Linked DNA regions of Homo sapiens: all the other regions are linked to region 2. A link is an interaction called in ENCODE POLR2A ChIA-PET data of the cell type or tissue named here. Cell type or tissue: OCI-LY7. All regions are shown on one strand. Links, peaks and the distances in the headings refer to the core of each region. The heading gives the core; the rest is flanking DNA.

Evidence for each region. Peaks named below come from ENCODE experiments on the same cell type or tissue, not always from the same donor. Only the 100,000 strongest peaks of a DNase experiment are listed, where the experiment ranks them.
Region 1: POLR2A ChIA-PET joins it to region 2 with 6 read pairs; 2 of 35 experiments call an interaction of 5 or more read pairs at or near these places.
Region 3: POLR2A ChIA-PET joins it to region 2 with 5 read pairs; 5 of 35 experiments call an interaction of 5 or more read pairs at or near these places.

What each region holds. Positions count from the first base shown.
Region 1 is chr4:83,570,902-83,575,915 of GRCh38, reverse strand. The region is part of intron 2 of GPAT3 (glycerol-3-phosphate acyltransferase 3); the gene reads right to left. Among named protein-coding and RNA genes, the nearest start is that of GPAT3, 37 kb to the right of the region's middle. In OCI-LY7, for the core only: no CTCF peak of the experiment used is centred there; no DNase peak of the experiment used is centred there.
Region 2 is chr4:83,435,255-83,440,268 of GRCh38, reverse strand. It overlaps HELQ (helicase, POLQ like), which reads left to right. Exons shown (of 18, transcript NM_133636.5): 8 at 261-406; 9 at 3,172-3,411. Among named protein-coding and RNA genes, the nearest start is that of HELQ, 18 kb to the left of the region's middle. In OCI-LY7, for the core only: a CTCF peak has its summit at 3,168; DNase peaks (open chromatin) are centred at 2,808 and 3,368; H3K4me3 peaks cover 2,604 bases; H3K27ac peaks cover 4,000 bases.
Region 3 is chr4:83,370,758-83,375,771 of GRCh38, reverse strand. No RefSeq gene overlaps it. Among named protein-coding and RNA genes, the nearest start is that of HPSE, 38 kb to the right of the region's middle. In OCI-LY7, for the core only: no CTCF peak of the experiment used is centred there; no DNase peak of the experiment used is centred there.

The DNA.
Region 1 (5,014 bases), core at 699-4,698, 140 kb before region 2:
CCATTGTTTCTGTAATGTTGTATTTATTAAATGAGGTGGCAAGTACACATGTGATATAACCAAAAAATAAAGTGCTACATGGAACTGACAGTTGTCCCTAAGATGAAAATCTGTACTGTAAAAGAGCAGGTACCAGACTATGAGTGCTCTAATATTAGGCACACAATATCTGAAAATGGGTACTATTATAAAATTAGGTGTCAGCCGGGTGCAGTGGCTCATGCCTGTAATCCCAGCACTGTGGGAGGCCGAGGCGGGTGGATCACGAGGTCAGGAGATCGAGACCATCCTGGCTAACACAGTGAAACCCCGTCTCTACTAAAAATACAAAAAAAATTAGCCAGGCGTGGTGGTGGGCACCTGTAGTCCCAGCTGCTGGGGAGGCTGTGGCAGGAGAATGGTGTGAACTCGGGAGGTGGAGCTTGCAGTGAGCCAAGATCGCACCACTGCACTCCAGCCTGGGCGACAGAGCAAGCCTCCCTCTCAAAAAAAATAAATAAATAAAATAAAATTAGGTGTCAAAAGGAGCATGACTGAAAACATAATGTTACTTTCTCCTGAGATATGTTGACTATTGAGGGTCTGAGTTACAGATCCAATTTACCTAAATATAAGCTCTGACAGGAAAAAATATTCAATTCAATCAACATATAGGGAACACTCACTATGCGTTAGGCCTCAAATTACAGATTAGAAAGGAAGAGAGGAAATACTTGTTTTGGCATCAAGAAATGTCCGTTGGCCGGGCGCGGTGGCTCACGCCTGTAATCCCAGCACTTTGGGAGGCCGAGGCGGGCGGATCACGAGGTCAGGAGATCGAGACCATCCTGGCTAACACGGTGAAACCCCACCTCTACTAAAAATACAAAAAATTAGACTGGCGAGGTGGCGGGCGCCTGTAGTCCCAGCTACTTGGGAGGCTGAGGCAGGAGAATGGCGTGAACCCCAGGGGGCGGAGCCTGCAGTGAGCCGAGATCGCGCCACTGCACTCCGGCCTGGGCGATAGCGAGACTCCGTCTCAAAAAAAAAAAAACAAAAAAAAAAAAAAGAAAGAAATGTTCGGGAGTAGACCAAAAGTCTTCAAAATACATAGAAATAAACACATATCAGATTAGCTGACACAGATTCAATTATTACATTAGTTTTGTTATCATTAAAGCAATCTCATTATTTTTAATAAGTTAATCCTGATCCTTCAAAGCAGCCCACAGTTCTTAAATTGGTAAAACTCTAATTCTAAAAAAAAAAAAAAAAAAAAAAAAAAAAAAAAAAAAAAAAAAAAAAAAAAAAATTCATTTTACTTTACAAGTCAGCTTTAAAAGGGTAAAGCCATAAACGTTTGAACTTTGTTCTTACACCAAATGCTTTCACCAAGCCAACACAGTCCATGCTTGGATGAAGATAAAATTACAACTGTCTATCTCACACAAGCGATTAATTGCACAAGCTGCCCTGTGCCCCTGTGCCTTTAGCAAGTCACTTGTACATAAATAATACCAGATACGAAAGGCCTGTGGAAATGAAGGCAGAAGTTGAAACCATCTCAAACATAATTAACTCTAAATTAGCTGAGTGAACTCTTAGAATAACAGTCCATTTATAAATCACACTAGTTTTTCTGTCCTCCAGTTGTAAAGCAAACTTCCTAAGCAAGCAGTTAAGAAAATCAGGGTCTACTGCAGACCAAAGAAGATACAGTAGCTTATATACAGAAGTAGACCCTTAATCTACCAATGGCCTGTGTTCCAAACACAGCAGCAAAACCTTCAGCATTCAAAACACTTTCTCATGGAAGCCTTGATTGAAGTGGTCTGTGTGAGCAAGAACCCCACCCAGTCATAAGCCTAACTCACTTAAAAACAGGTGATCACAGATTAGTAATAGCATGAAATAGAAAGTCTCTCTTAACACTGTTTCTATAGGAAATGTTTTAATTAAATCTAGTTTGGAATTGACAAAAATATAGTCCTAAATCCCATAGAGACTGGAAGGGGGCCTTGGGGGAATGTTCTGGGGTACTGGTAATGTTCAATTTATTGACCTAGATGAGAGGTATACAAGCAAGTTCATTTTAGAAAATGCATGAAGTTGTATACTTATTTCACACTCCTGTCTATGTATGCTATTATTTTAAAATTGGGCAGGGAGGAGTTTACCTGTTCCAGCACCAATTATTGGTGGTAGTGTCCTTTTCCTGGCATGAGAAGCTCCTCTGAGGGGCTCAGATCCTTGGCAAAGAAGCCAGGCCTAGATCCTTCCCTACCATCTCCAACTTCCTTCCTGACCCATAAATGTGATTAGTGTGATTAAAGAAGAGACCACGATAAGGTAGTATAATGACCAACTGTATGTATACATTGGGGAATGAGATGGACCAGTATTACTGGGATTAAAGAACAGAAATATTCAATGTCAAGGAAGAGGCCTGGCCCATGCTCAAGCAATCACCTAGATGTAAAGACTAAAAAGATCATTAAGGCCAGGTGCAGTGGCTCATGCCTGTAATCCTAGCACTTTGGGAGGCTGAGGTGGGCAGATCACCTGAGGTGAGGCACTTGGACCCAGCCTGGCCAATATAGTGAAACCCCATCTCTACTAAAAATACAAAAATTAGCCAGGCATAGTGGCAAGCACCTGTAGTCCCAGCTACTCAGGAGGCTGAGGTAGGGAATCACTTGAACACAGGAAGAGGAGGTTGCAGTGAACCAAACCAAGATCACGCCACTGCACTCCAGCCTGGGTGACAGAGTGAAACTCCATCTCAAAATAAATAAATAAATAAAATAAAATAAAAGATCATTATACCATCTTAACAAGCTAGTACCAAGGACAGATCCCAGGAATATACAACTGATCTCCATCTTGTCCTTCTACAGTTCATTAATCACTAGATATGTTAATATGTTAATTACTGCATCAACAACATAGTCACCTAACTGCACAGATTTCCAGTCCACGTTTTGCCACCTTTTCTCACAATAACGTAGCTGTAACACTGCAAGGCTAACCTCTAGATATACCAAATCCAAACCATTCCCTAAGCCATTAGTTAAGTTAAGATTTCCAGGACGTAAGTTAGGCCACTTGGCTAAGCTCATTTCACAGCGACTCCTTTGTGATCCTGATTATCACTGCTTCCCTTCCCAAACATTTTTAAATTTTTATATTGTTATTAATTTAGTTAAGCGTAATAATGGCATTAGGGTTATATTTTTCAAAAAGTCTATTTTTTGAGGTGTGTCCTGAAGTATGTAAAAGGATATGATATCTGGAATTAACTTTAAAATACTTTCATAAAAGGATATACATGAAGATGAGACTATGGTATTTCTAATTACTTATTGGTGTTCTCTACCTTTCTACATTGCTCATATATTGCTTCTGTAATTAATTTTTTTAATTGAAAAATACTTACACAAAGGAAAACCTGAAAAAAAAGAATAGATGTAGCAAATTCTTGATAACTGTTGAATTTGGGTGATGGGTATAAGGTGACTAATTGTACTATTCTTTCTACTTTTAAAAAATTAATACTATGCTTAAAAATGCACTTAAGAAATTTGTTGGAGATATCAGCTTAGCTGAGGATCAATTTCCTCATCTAAATTTTAATAAACCATTTGCTCATTCATTCAGTTAGTCAATATATAAAGAGTGACAGGCACCAGACAAGATACTAAGTTATAAGGGAAAGGGAGAGAAAAGGGTTGAGCTAACTCAGTGGTTCTCAAGCTTGGCTGCATTCCATAATTCTCTGTGGAATCTTTTAAAAAACAGACACCAGGGCCCACTCCCAGATATATTAAACTAAAATGTCAGCTACATTTTAAAATATATATATGAAGCCAAGCGCAGTGGCTCACATCTGTAATCCCAGCACTTTGGGAGGACAACGGGGGTGGATTACCTGAGGTCAGGAGTCTGAGACCAGCCTGGCCAACATAGTGAAACCCCCGTCTCTACAAAAAACACAAAAATTAGTCAGTGTGATGGCAGGCACCTGTACTCACAGCTACTTGGGAGGCTGACACAGGAGAATTGCTTGAACCCGGGAGGCAGAGATTGCAGTGAGCCGAGATGGCACCACTGCACTCCAGCCTGGATAAAAGAGGGAGACTCCATCTCAAACAACAACAACAAAACTATATATGTGTATATACACATATATATATATGCGTGTATATATATATATGTGTGTGTATATATATGTGTGTGTGTATATATATATATACACATATATATATGAGTGGGGGAAAACTATAAGGAAATACATTAAAATATTAGGCTTTTTCTGATTAATAAGTATTTCATATGGCTGATTTTTAACTTATTTATACTTCTGCAATGTCTAATTTTTCAACAAAGTATATATACTTTGTTGAAAAATACTTACATTGAGAAAAATACTTAAGATGTTATTTTTAAAACTATAATGAGATACTACTACATACCCACAAAAATGGCTAAAATTTTAAAAGGCCAAAAATACCAAGTGCTGGAGATGCTAGGGACCAACTGGAACTCTCAAACTTTGCTGCTGAGAGTGCACAAACATTTTAGAATACCATGTAGCAGTTTCTAATAAAGTTCAACAAATACTTGCTTACCCTATGGCACAGACAGTCATAAGAATGTCTGTACAATGTTTATAGCAGCTTTATTCCTAATGGCTAAAAACTGGAACTAACCCAATTATCAATCGACATTATAATAAATAAACAAACTATTGGTATTATATAAAGGAATACTCCATAGCAATTATTTTTAAAAATCCACTGATTCATGCAACATGGAGAAATCTCACAACTATTATACAGAGTGGGAACAAAAACAGACACAAAGAATATATAATGTATGATTTCATTTATGTAAATGTCAAAAACAGTAAAAACAGACGATGACAGAAATCAGAAGAGAGAGTACCACTGGGACTGAGAGATGAAGGGCAGATACTGAGCAGGGGCTTAAGAGAACTTTGAGATCATAAATGTGTTCTTTAGCTCGATTGGGGTAA
Region 2 (5,014 bases), core at 527-4,526:
TCTTTAATTCACTTGTTTAATTCTAGGTTTTTTTTTAGACTAACTAGACCTAAGAAAATCATAATAACCTAAAAGAAAAGTGAGATTGAACATTTTGATGTTTAATATAGATTTCATCTTTTCTTTTAAATGATCAGATTTATTAAATTAGAAGTTTAGAATTATAGATGGTTTATTTACCTTTCAAATCACACTGGTAAAAAATTGACAGGGTTTCATGTTTACTAACCACTTTGTTCCTACATCTTGTTGTTTTGCAGTATTCTGATACCCTAAAAAAGATGGATCCTGATCACTTGGTAGCATTGGTGACAGAAGTTATTCCCAATTATTCCTGCTTAGTTTTTTGTCCTAGTAAGAAGAACTGTGAAAATGTAGCAGAAATGATATGCAAATTTTTAAGCAAGTATGTTAATATTTTTTAAATAGCCTGTTTTATTTTTATTAGGAATTACAGACTATGTATTAATTTTATTGGGCAAACACTAATTATGCCTTGCAAAACATCATATTAAGTTGTTTTAGTATACTGAAGGCCTTGACCTTGAAGAAAGAAATTTTAACTGTGAAAAATCACATGTGAAATAGCCAGAGAAACATTCTAAGGTGGCTGGGCACCATGGCTCATGCCTGTAATCCCAGCACTTTGGGAGGCCGAGGTGGGTGGATCACTTGAGGTCAGGAGTTTGAGACGAGCCTGGCCAACACGGTGAAACCCCATCTCTACTAAAAATACAAAAAATTAGCTGGGTGTGGTGCCTTGCACCTATAATCCCAGCTACTGGGGAGGCTGAGACATGAGAATCTGTTGGACCCGGGAGGCGGAGGTTGCAGTTAGCTGAGATCGCACTACTGCACTCCAGCCTGCGTGACACAGCGAGACTCCATCAAAAAAAAAAAAGAAGACCAGGCACGGTGGCTCATGCCTGTAATCCCAGCACTTTGGGAAGCCAAGGTGTGCGGATCATGAGGTCAGGAGTTCAAGACCAGCCTGGCCAACATAGTGAAATCCTGTCTCTACTGAAAATACCAAATTAGCTGGGTGTGGTGGCGTGCACCTGTAGTCCTAGCTACTCGGGAGGCTAAGGCGGGAGAATCACTTGAACCTGGGAGGCAGAGGTTGCAGTGAGCTGAGACCACACCATTGCACTCCAGCCTGGGTGACAGAGGGAGACTCAGTCTCAAAAAGAAAAGGAAAAAAAAAAGACAAAACCCTAAGACTATATGTATGAGAATGTTAAGTAATATTAGGTCAGTGATTCAAAACCTTGGGTGCATAGTGAATCATCTTGGAGGCTTTTAAAAATTCCAAAGTCCAGGCTACATCTTAGACAAATCAGAATCTCTGGGAGTGACACCCAGATATCATTTTGTAAAGCTCCCCAGGCAAGTCCAACATATAGCCAAGGACAGGAACAACTGGCTTAGTCAGTCAAAGGACTAATCACTGTTACCACTGTGGAAATGAATTGTATCTTCCATTGCCTTTTTTTCTCTTTTCCTTTTTTTTTTTTTTTTTTCCTGAGACAGGGTCTCACTCTGTCACCTATGCTGGAATGCAGTAGCACAAATTCAGCTAGCTCACTGCAGCCTCTGTCTCCTGGGCTCAAGTGATCCTCCTACCTCAGCCTCCCAAGTAGCTGGGACTACAGGCACACACCACCACTCCCAACTAATTTTTTGTAATTTTCATGGAGATAGTATTTCACCATGTTGCCCAGGCTGGTTTCGAACTCCTGAGCTCAAGCAATCCGCCCCCCATAGCCTCCCAAAGTGCTGGAATTACAGGCGTGAGCCACTGCGCCTGGCCTGCCTTTGTTTTCTTAGTAAACTTCACACTTAGTTGTATGGACATTTGGATATAATTTCCTGAGTAAGAAATGTGTTGTCTTATAATTTTGTAGTATCTTAATATTGGCTCTGTCGTATTCATAGAGATAAGTATGAAGTTACTTTAACTACTAACAGTTCAGTTTTTTATACACCTGTTTGTCCCATGTGTGGTTTTATCATTTTCTGAGATTTCTTTCAGCCCCTTAGCTAATGCTGTATCACTATTCATAGTCTATTAACCTGAATGCTAATCTAGTCAACCTCTACCTCCTCTTTCAATCCTACTATCATGGATTGGTCTAAGATAGACTTAAATTTATTGAATAGCAAAATATAAAAATGTTTGGAATAAGATGAAGGAGTTGCTCATTTTGGTAACAGTCTGCTTTTACAATGATTTTGATTATAAAAGCTTAAGGAAATTAAATTATCATTAAAAAAATTCTCAGTAAATCATTCATTTTCTTAGAGTAATTCAAGGTAATAAGATGGAGACACTGGCTAAGTGATGGAAACATTGTAGGATGTGAAGTTTCTAAAGTGCAAGTGTTTAGGCAGTGTTTTACCATGGAAGTATGATTTAATAATATGTATGTTTCCATCTTCAGAAAAGAAAATTTATGTCTTTAAAAAAACTATCCCCTATAAAGATATATGTTATAAAGAAAAAAACAGTTATAACATCCAGAGCAAAGGTCTAAACCTGGTGTCCATGGATTCAAAGGAAGTACAGGAATGAATTTTAGGAAATCCACGAACCCTCTGAAATTATATGTAAAGTGTTGTATTTATGTAAATAGTTATATTTTTCCTTTTTTTTTTTTTTTTTTTTAGACAAGGCTTTGCTCTTTCACCCAGGCTGGTAGGTTCATAGCTCATTGCAACCTCAAACTCCCGGGTTCAAGCAATCATCCCACCTCATCCTCCCCCATAGCCTGGAACTGCAGGTGCATGCACCACCATGCCCGGCTAATTTTTGTTATTTTTTGTAGAGGTGGTCTTGCTTCACTGCCCAAGCTGATCTTGAACTCTTGGGCTCAAGCAATCCTTCTGCCTCTACCTCCCAAAGTGCTGAGATTACAGGCATGAGCCATCGCATTTCGCCTTTCCTTAGTTTTGATAAGATTTTCACAGGGTTCTGTAATCCACAAAAAGATTGAGAGACTGCCTAATAGTTAATGAAGTCAGAATCAAAATTCTAAGAACATTTAATGTACTTAACTCAATGGAAATAGTACATTAAAGAATGTTTACATTAGCATCTACTAAAATGAAAATGGTAGAAATTTTGTCACTAAAAGATCAAGGGCTCATATTTCTAACAGATCTTTTTCATAGGGAATATCTGAAACATAAGGAGAAAGAAAAATGTGAGGTGATTAAGAACTTGAAGAATATTGGCAATGGCAACCTGTGTCCTGTTTTAAAGCGCACTATCCCATTTGGAGTTGCCTATCACCACAGTGGCTTAACAAGTGATGAAAGGAAACTCTTGGAGGAGGCCTACTCCACAGGAGTGCTCTGTCTTTTTACCTGCACATCTACCCTAGCGGCAGGTGTCAACCTACCAGCTCGAAGGTAAGAGATAAGTAAGTGTTGACCAGGCTCAGAACTTTTCCATTTCTAGCTTGCGAGGAGTTTTGTTGTTTTATGCTTTCTCAGTAGTGGATGAGAATTTATCAAATGTTCTTTTAGCATATGCTGAGTTGATTGGTTGGTTTATTTTCTTTAATATTTTAATGAATATGTAATGAAATATGTAATGAAAAATAACGTTAATAGATTTCTTGATATTAGAATTCCATCCTTTCTGCTCTTTATATCTGGTTTTGATGTTAGGGTCTATTAATCTGGTTTTGTAGAAATAGTTGGCAAGTGTTTTACCTTTTTTATGATATGAAAGAGTTTATTTAACATAGAGATTTCCTTGAAATCTTGGAGAGCTGATCCATAGGCAATTTGTGTCTAATATATGTATTTTAAAGCAGGCCCTTGATTACCTTTCCAGTTATTACCAAAGGTGTAGGCCTGTGTAATTGACTTCTCCCCTTTATAATTTATGATCATGGGGTATTTTGCTAATAAATGATCAATTTTTATAAACTTTCCATGAGTGTTTAAAAAAATATGTATTTTCAGTTGAATATGCAGTTTTGTACATCTCAGCGAGATCACAGAGGTTCATTGTGTTATCGGCTTCTCTATTTTCTTACTATATTTGATTCCTTGGTCTATCAATTTCAGAGAAGTGTGTTAGTCTCCCACTTTAATTATGTAGTTATCAGTTTCTCCTTTTTGCATCTCTAGAAGTTATTACTTTTTATATTTCAAAACTATTTAGATATACAAAGGTTTACTTCAAATATCTTATTGCCGAATTATACCTTTTATCAATACAATAAATACTTGTTTTTCTCATTTAATAATTTTGCTTTGAATACCAGGACTCATTTTTTTTTTTTGCCACGTATGTACCTTTTTCCATTCTTTTATTTTCAATTTCTGTCTCTCATTAAGTTTTCCATTTTTCAGACAATTGAAGAAAAAAATGAAAGTTATATATCCTGTTTCTATTATTCCAGTGGTTACTCTTAAAATTTTAAGTTGTAACCAAACATTTTTTATTACTTTAGAATTAATCAATAACTGTCCTCTCCTGAACATAAAAAGAGGCTTAGCATGTCCTTAGTATATTCTACTCTGCCCCATGAATGTTGCAATTACTTAGAATTTTAGTGCCAGATTTAAACATTTTCTTTCATCTTATGTAGTATTTAAACTTACCTGTAAATCATACTTCTTTTTTGCTTACCACTGCCTCTTATATCCCACATCTTTCTTCTCTGATTTTTTTTTTTTTAATTTTGCCTTCCTTGAGTAATCCTTTTTAGAATACCGCTTTAGGGGGTAAAACATTTTGACTCTTTGCATAGTTGAAGATATCTGTATTTTGGCCTCACACTTTTACACTTCACTAGCAAAAGAATTCTAGATTCAATTTTTTTCCTTTAGGGATTTTGTAAATATTGTTCCATATTTTCTAGAGGCCAATGTTGCTCATTTTTGTCTCTGCATGGATTTTCTGTTTTTCTTTTCCAGAAACTTTTAGACTTTTCTCTTTAACCTCCCAATTTTGTCATGGTGTATAATAATAGTTGTAATTACTACATTCCCCTCCCTT
Region 3 (5,014 bases), core at 699-4,698, 65 kb after region 2:
CAGAGACCTTCACGCAGCCCCTCCCATCACAGGCCTGGAGGCCAGGAGGAAAAAGAATGGTTTCGTGGGCCAGGCCCAGGGTCCCTGTGCTGTGTGCAGCCTATGGACTTGGTGCCCTGTGTCCCAGCCATTTTAGCTGTGGCTGAAAGGAGCCAACGTAGAGCTCAGGCTGTGGCTTCAGAGGACAGAAGCCCCATTTCTTGGCAGCTTCCACTTGGTGTTGAGCCTGCAGGTGCACAGAAGTCATGAATTGAGGTTTGGGAAACTCCGCCTAGATTTCAGAAGACGTATGGAAATGCCAGGATGTGCAGTCAAAAGTTTGCTGCAAGGATGGGGCCCTCATGGAGAACCTCTGGTAGGGCAGTGCAGAAAGGAAATGTGGGGTCAGAGCCCCCATGCGGAGTCCCTCCTGAGGCACTGCCTAGTGGAGCTGTTAGAAGAAGGCCACCATCCTCCAGACCCCAGAATGGTAGATCCACCAACAGCTTGCACAATGCACCTGGAAAAGCTGCAGACACTCAATGCCAGCCTGTGAAAGCAGCCAGAAGGGAGGCTGTACCCTGCAAAGCCACAAGGGTGGAGCTTCCCAAGACCATGGGAACCCACCTCTTGCATCAGCATGACCTGGATGTGAGACCTGGAATCAAAGGAGATCATTTTGGAGCTTTAAAATGTGACTTCCATGCTGGATTTCAGATTTGCATGGGCCCTGTAACCCCTTTGTTTTGGTAAATTTCTCCCATTTTGAACAGCTGTATTTACCCGATACCTGTACCCCCATTGTATCTAGGAAATAACTAGCTTGCTTTTGACTTTACAGGCTTATAGGTGGAAGGGACTCGCCTTGTCTCAGGTGAGACTTTGGACTGTTGACTTTTGGGTTAATGCTGAAATGAGTTAAGACTTTGGGGGACTGTTGGGAAGGCATGATTGGTTTTGAAATGTGAGGACATGAGATTTGGAGGGGCCAGTGGTGGTTTGATATAGTTTGGCTGTGTCCCCACCCAAATCTCAACTTGAATTTTATCTCCCAGAATTCCCGCATATTGTGGGAGGGACCCATGGGGAGGTAATTGAATCATGGGGGCCAGTCTTTCCCATGCTATTCTTGTGATAGTGAATAAGTCTCACAAGATCCGATGGGTTTATCAGGGGTTTCTGCTTTAGCTTCTTCCTCATTTTTATCTTGCCACTGCCAAGTAAGAAGTTCCTTTCACCTGCCACCATGATTCTGAGGCCTCCCCAGCCATGTGGAACTGTAAGTCCAATTAAACTTCTTTTTGTTCCCAGTTTTGGGCACGTCTTTATTAGCAGCATGAAAACGAACTAATACAAGGCGTGTCTGACTTTCTGTCCTGTCATGTCCAGGAACTCAGTGTTCAAAGTTTCTCTGGGGTCCTCTTGGCCAAGAGAGGGTCCCTTCAGTCAGTTGGGGGACTTAGGATTTCTTTTTTGTTTCTCAGTCATAAGACCTTCGTGTGACAGCCAGAGAAAGGGAATGAACACACAGAGACACCAAGATAAATCTGAACACACAGCCCTTGTTAAGTCCCCCAGTTTATTACTGTTAGATCATACCCCCTTATCCAATCATGTTTCTCCACAAGTATCTACTCTTCATCAAACCTAAACAGAAAAGTGCACAGTTTCCTCCATTTTTGGGTTCTTCATTTCTGAAGGCTGCCATGTCACATAAAACTTTGGTTAAATAAATTTGTTACACTTTTCCCTTGTTAATTTGTTTTTGTTATGGGGCGTAAGTCATGAACCTTGCAACAAGCAAGGAAAAAATATTACTCTTTCTTCCCTACACCATTGTACTAATTTCTTTTTTAAAAAATTATTCTATCCTTCATGAATAGGAGCTATGCTTAATAAAAATAATTCCCATAGCTGAGCTTACATAAGAAGTAGTGATTAGCTGTGCAATTGCAAAAAACTAAAATAAAATAAGCTCTGATTCAGGTTGGGAGGCAAATGTTGAACCCCTGCAGAGACTGCAAAATCCCAAAGAAAGACCTTCCCTTCTGCTACCTACATAGCCATCCAAAGAGCAAGGAATGCTGAACACTTGTAAGTGCTTCAACAGCAATGTCAAATCTGGACTGAAGGTTAAAAAAAGACAAAAATACTAGCAAAAGAGTGATCTAGAGGATATTGCCTGTCTTGTAACTTTTAATTTTTTTGTTTTTAAATTAATATTTATTAAGAGGAAAGAGCTTTCGTATCATAAAACTAATATTCACTGCTGAAAATGTAGAAAATAAAGAAAAGCCAAAAAAAGGTTCATTAAAACATTTCCTCATCAGGAAATAACTCATGCTAACCCTTTGGGTTGCATTCTTCCCACATACACATTTTAATTGTAGTGTGATGGGTCCTGCACCAGGTTACTGAAGGGTGCATGCCTGCTGCTGGAACCTCGAAGGCCAGGTAGTGAGCCAAGGCCATGCTGTGCAGCTGAGGCAACAGGTATCCCTGAGAACCTAAGCATCCTGAGGAGTATCTGAGAACCTACCAAGAAAAACAGTCTCATCACTCAAACACGGTAGACAAAGAGCCAGAAAATCAGCTTAAAGATAGTTCAGAGATGGGAGGTGGCACAGATCTCTAGAGCAGTCCTGCTGCTGTCCAGGAGTGCCCTGTAGGTAAATCTTAATAAACACATCTACTTGCCAAAGCTGGACTTCTCTGAATAATTCTTTGGTTTCTTGGCTCCCTCCCACTTTGTGGGAACATTTTTCTATACAATTCCAGGTTTTTCTTGTAATATTAATGCACTTAAATGTGCTGTTGTTAGTCCTGTGTAAAGGAGACAGGGTCACTGTGGACACCTGTGGTTCAGACATAGTACAGAAGTTGCTGGAAGCTGATGAGAGTAATAATGATCATACCATTCTTGGTAGAATCATCCATCCTTGTTAAGAAAATACTCCAAGACGTTTGTATTTGTACATAGTCAAGTCACAGCCACGAATGAAAAAAATAGGCTCTTTTCCAAAGACTTTGTAGGGGAGGAAAAAGCTTTTTCCTCTTCCCTCTTATGTTCTGTAGTTGAGGCCTGTGAATTAAACCAACAAAAGACAGATTAGCAGAAGAAAAAGTGGCCAGGTACAGTGGCTCACACCTGTAATCCCAGCACTTTGGGAGGCCGAGGCAGAAGGATGACTTGAGGTCAGGGGTTCGAGACCAGCCAGGCCAACGTGGTGAAACCCTGTCTCTACTAAAAATACAAAAAAATTAGCTGGGCATAGTGGTGCATGCCTGTAATCTCAGCTACTCAGGAGACTGAGGCAGGAGAATCGCTTGACCTGGGAGGCAGTGGTTGCAGTGAGCCGAGATCGCGTCATGGCACTCCAGCCTGGGTGACAGAGTGAGACTCTAGCTCAAAAAAAAAAAGAAAAGAAAAGAAAAGAAACAGAAAAAACTGTAAAAGAAAATAAAATTTCAGGATCCTCTAAATTTATTATGCCCAGGGGAAAGTTAAGCCCTGGAGACTGAGACACAGAACATGTTTACAACTTCTGTTTCTTAGATTATAGATTAACTCTTTTCCATAAATGTTCCATTAATGACTAGAAAAGACCAGAAACCAGGCCCCTCCCCTTCCAATCAGTGGTTTTTGTTATAGATTAACTTCTTCCTTCATTGTCCCATATCTAAAACAGACCAAATGATGCAGAAGACCCCGTGACTGTTACCTCTTCAGTGTGGAATGTTAAATATACCTTTCCTGAGAAAAAAGACTACCTCAACTAATCCAATCATTGTAACTATGCACTAAGCCTCATGTAGAAAGATACTGAAATTCTGTTATGCTTCTCTATGTTTTGTCTAAATAAATGATCCTAAACTTCTACACTTCAGAACACTGACTTTCATTCTTTGGAATCTGTGTTTTCTCAGTAGCTGTCCTCAAACTTTGCATTTGAACAAACTCTTTTTTGTTTGTTTGTTTTCTGATTTTTGAGACAGGGTCTTCTCCTGTCACCCAGGCTGGAGTACAGTGGCATGATCATGGCTCACTGCAGCCTGGAATTCCCTGGGCTCAGATGATCTTCCCACCTCAGCCTCCCAAGTAGCTGGGACTACAGGTGTGTACCACCATGCTTAGCTAATTTTTGTATTTTTGGTGGAGACAGGGTTTCACCATGTTGCTCAGGCTGGTCTCAAACTCCTGAGCTCAGGTGATCCTCCCGCTACAGCCTCCCAAAGTGCTGGGATTACAGGTATGAACCACTGTGCCCGGCCTGCGCAAACTCTTTAAACTAGACTCTGACCCTTTGGATGATTTTTAGGTTGACAAGATGATGTGAAGACACAGCGGGAGAATATCACGTGATCACAGAGGCAGAGACTGGAGTGATGTGTCTGAGAGTCAAGGATGTCTCCACTGACACTTTGATTTTGGAATTCTAGCCTCCAGAACTGTGAGAGAATATATTTCTATTGTTTTAAGCCATCCAGTTGGTGACACTTCATTACAGCAGCCCTAGGAAATGAATACAACAGTGTCACATTGTTAGACACTGTGATGCCTTGTCCCCCTTCCTGGTGTTCTCTTTCGTGCAGCTGAGGTGAGCTCCACAATCATAATACCCCTGCCTCTCTCTCGCCCTGCACCCACTCTTCCCCAGCAGGGGAGAAGTAAACTGTGATTGCTGAGTTTGGGATACAGGAATAAGGCTCATGTCCTAGTTCTGTCTTATCCCATGTCCTCTTTGCTCTAGTTCTGTCTTATCCCATTGTCCTCTTTGCTGCTGCCCTGAAGGTCTCCCTTCTTTCTGCTCAGTTCTGCCATGCTCTGAGTTAGAGCTCTAAATGTAATTGGGTTCCCAAGAACCAGAGCCTGAGATGTAAGTTCTTGTTTCAGTGCTTCACTAGTGGATGCTCTCAGGAGAAGCAGAGTGAGGAATGCAGGATGGCATGGAGGATAAAGCTAAGTGAGGAAGTGGTCTCAGCTGCAGCCTGTCTTCAGTCTAACCCCATGAAGGTGCTCTGGAGCACAAATGGC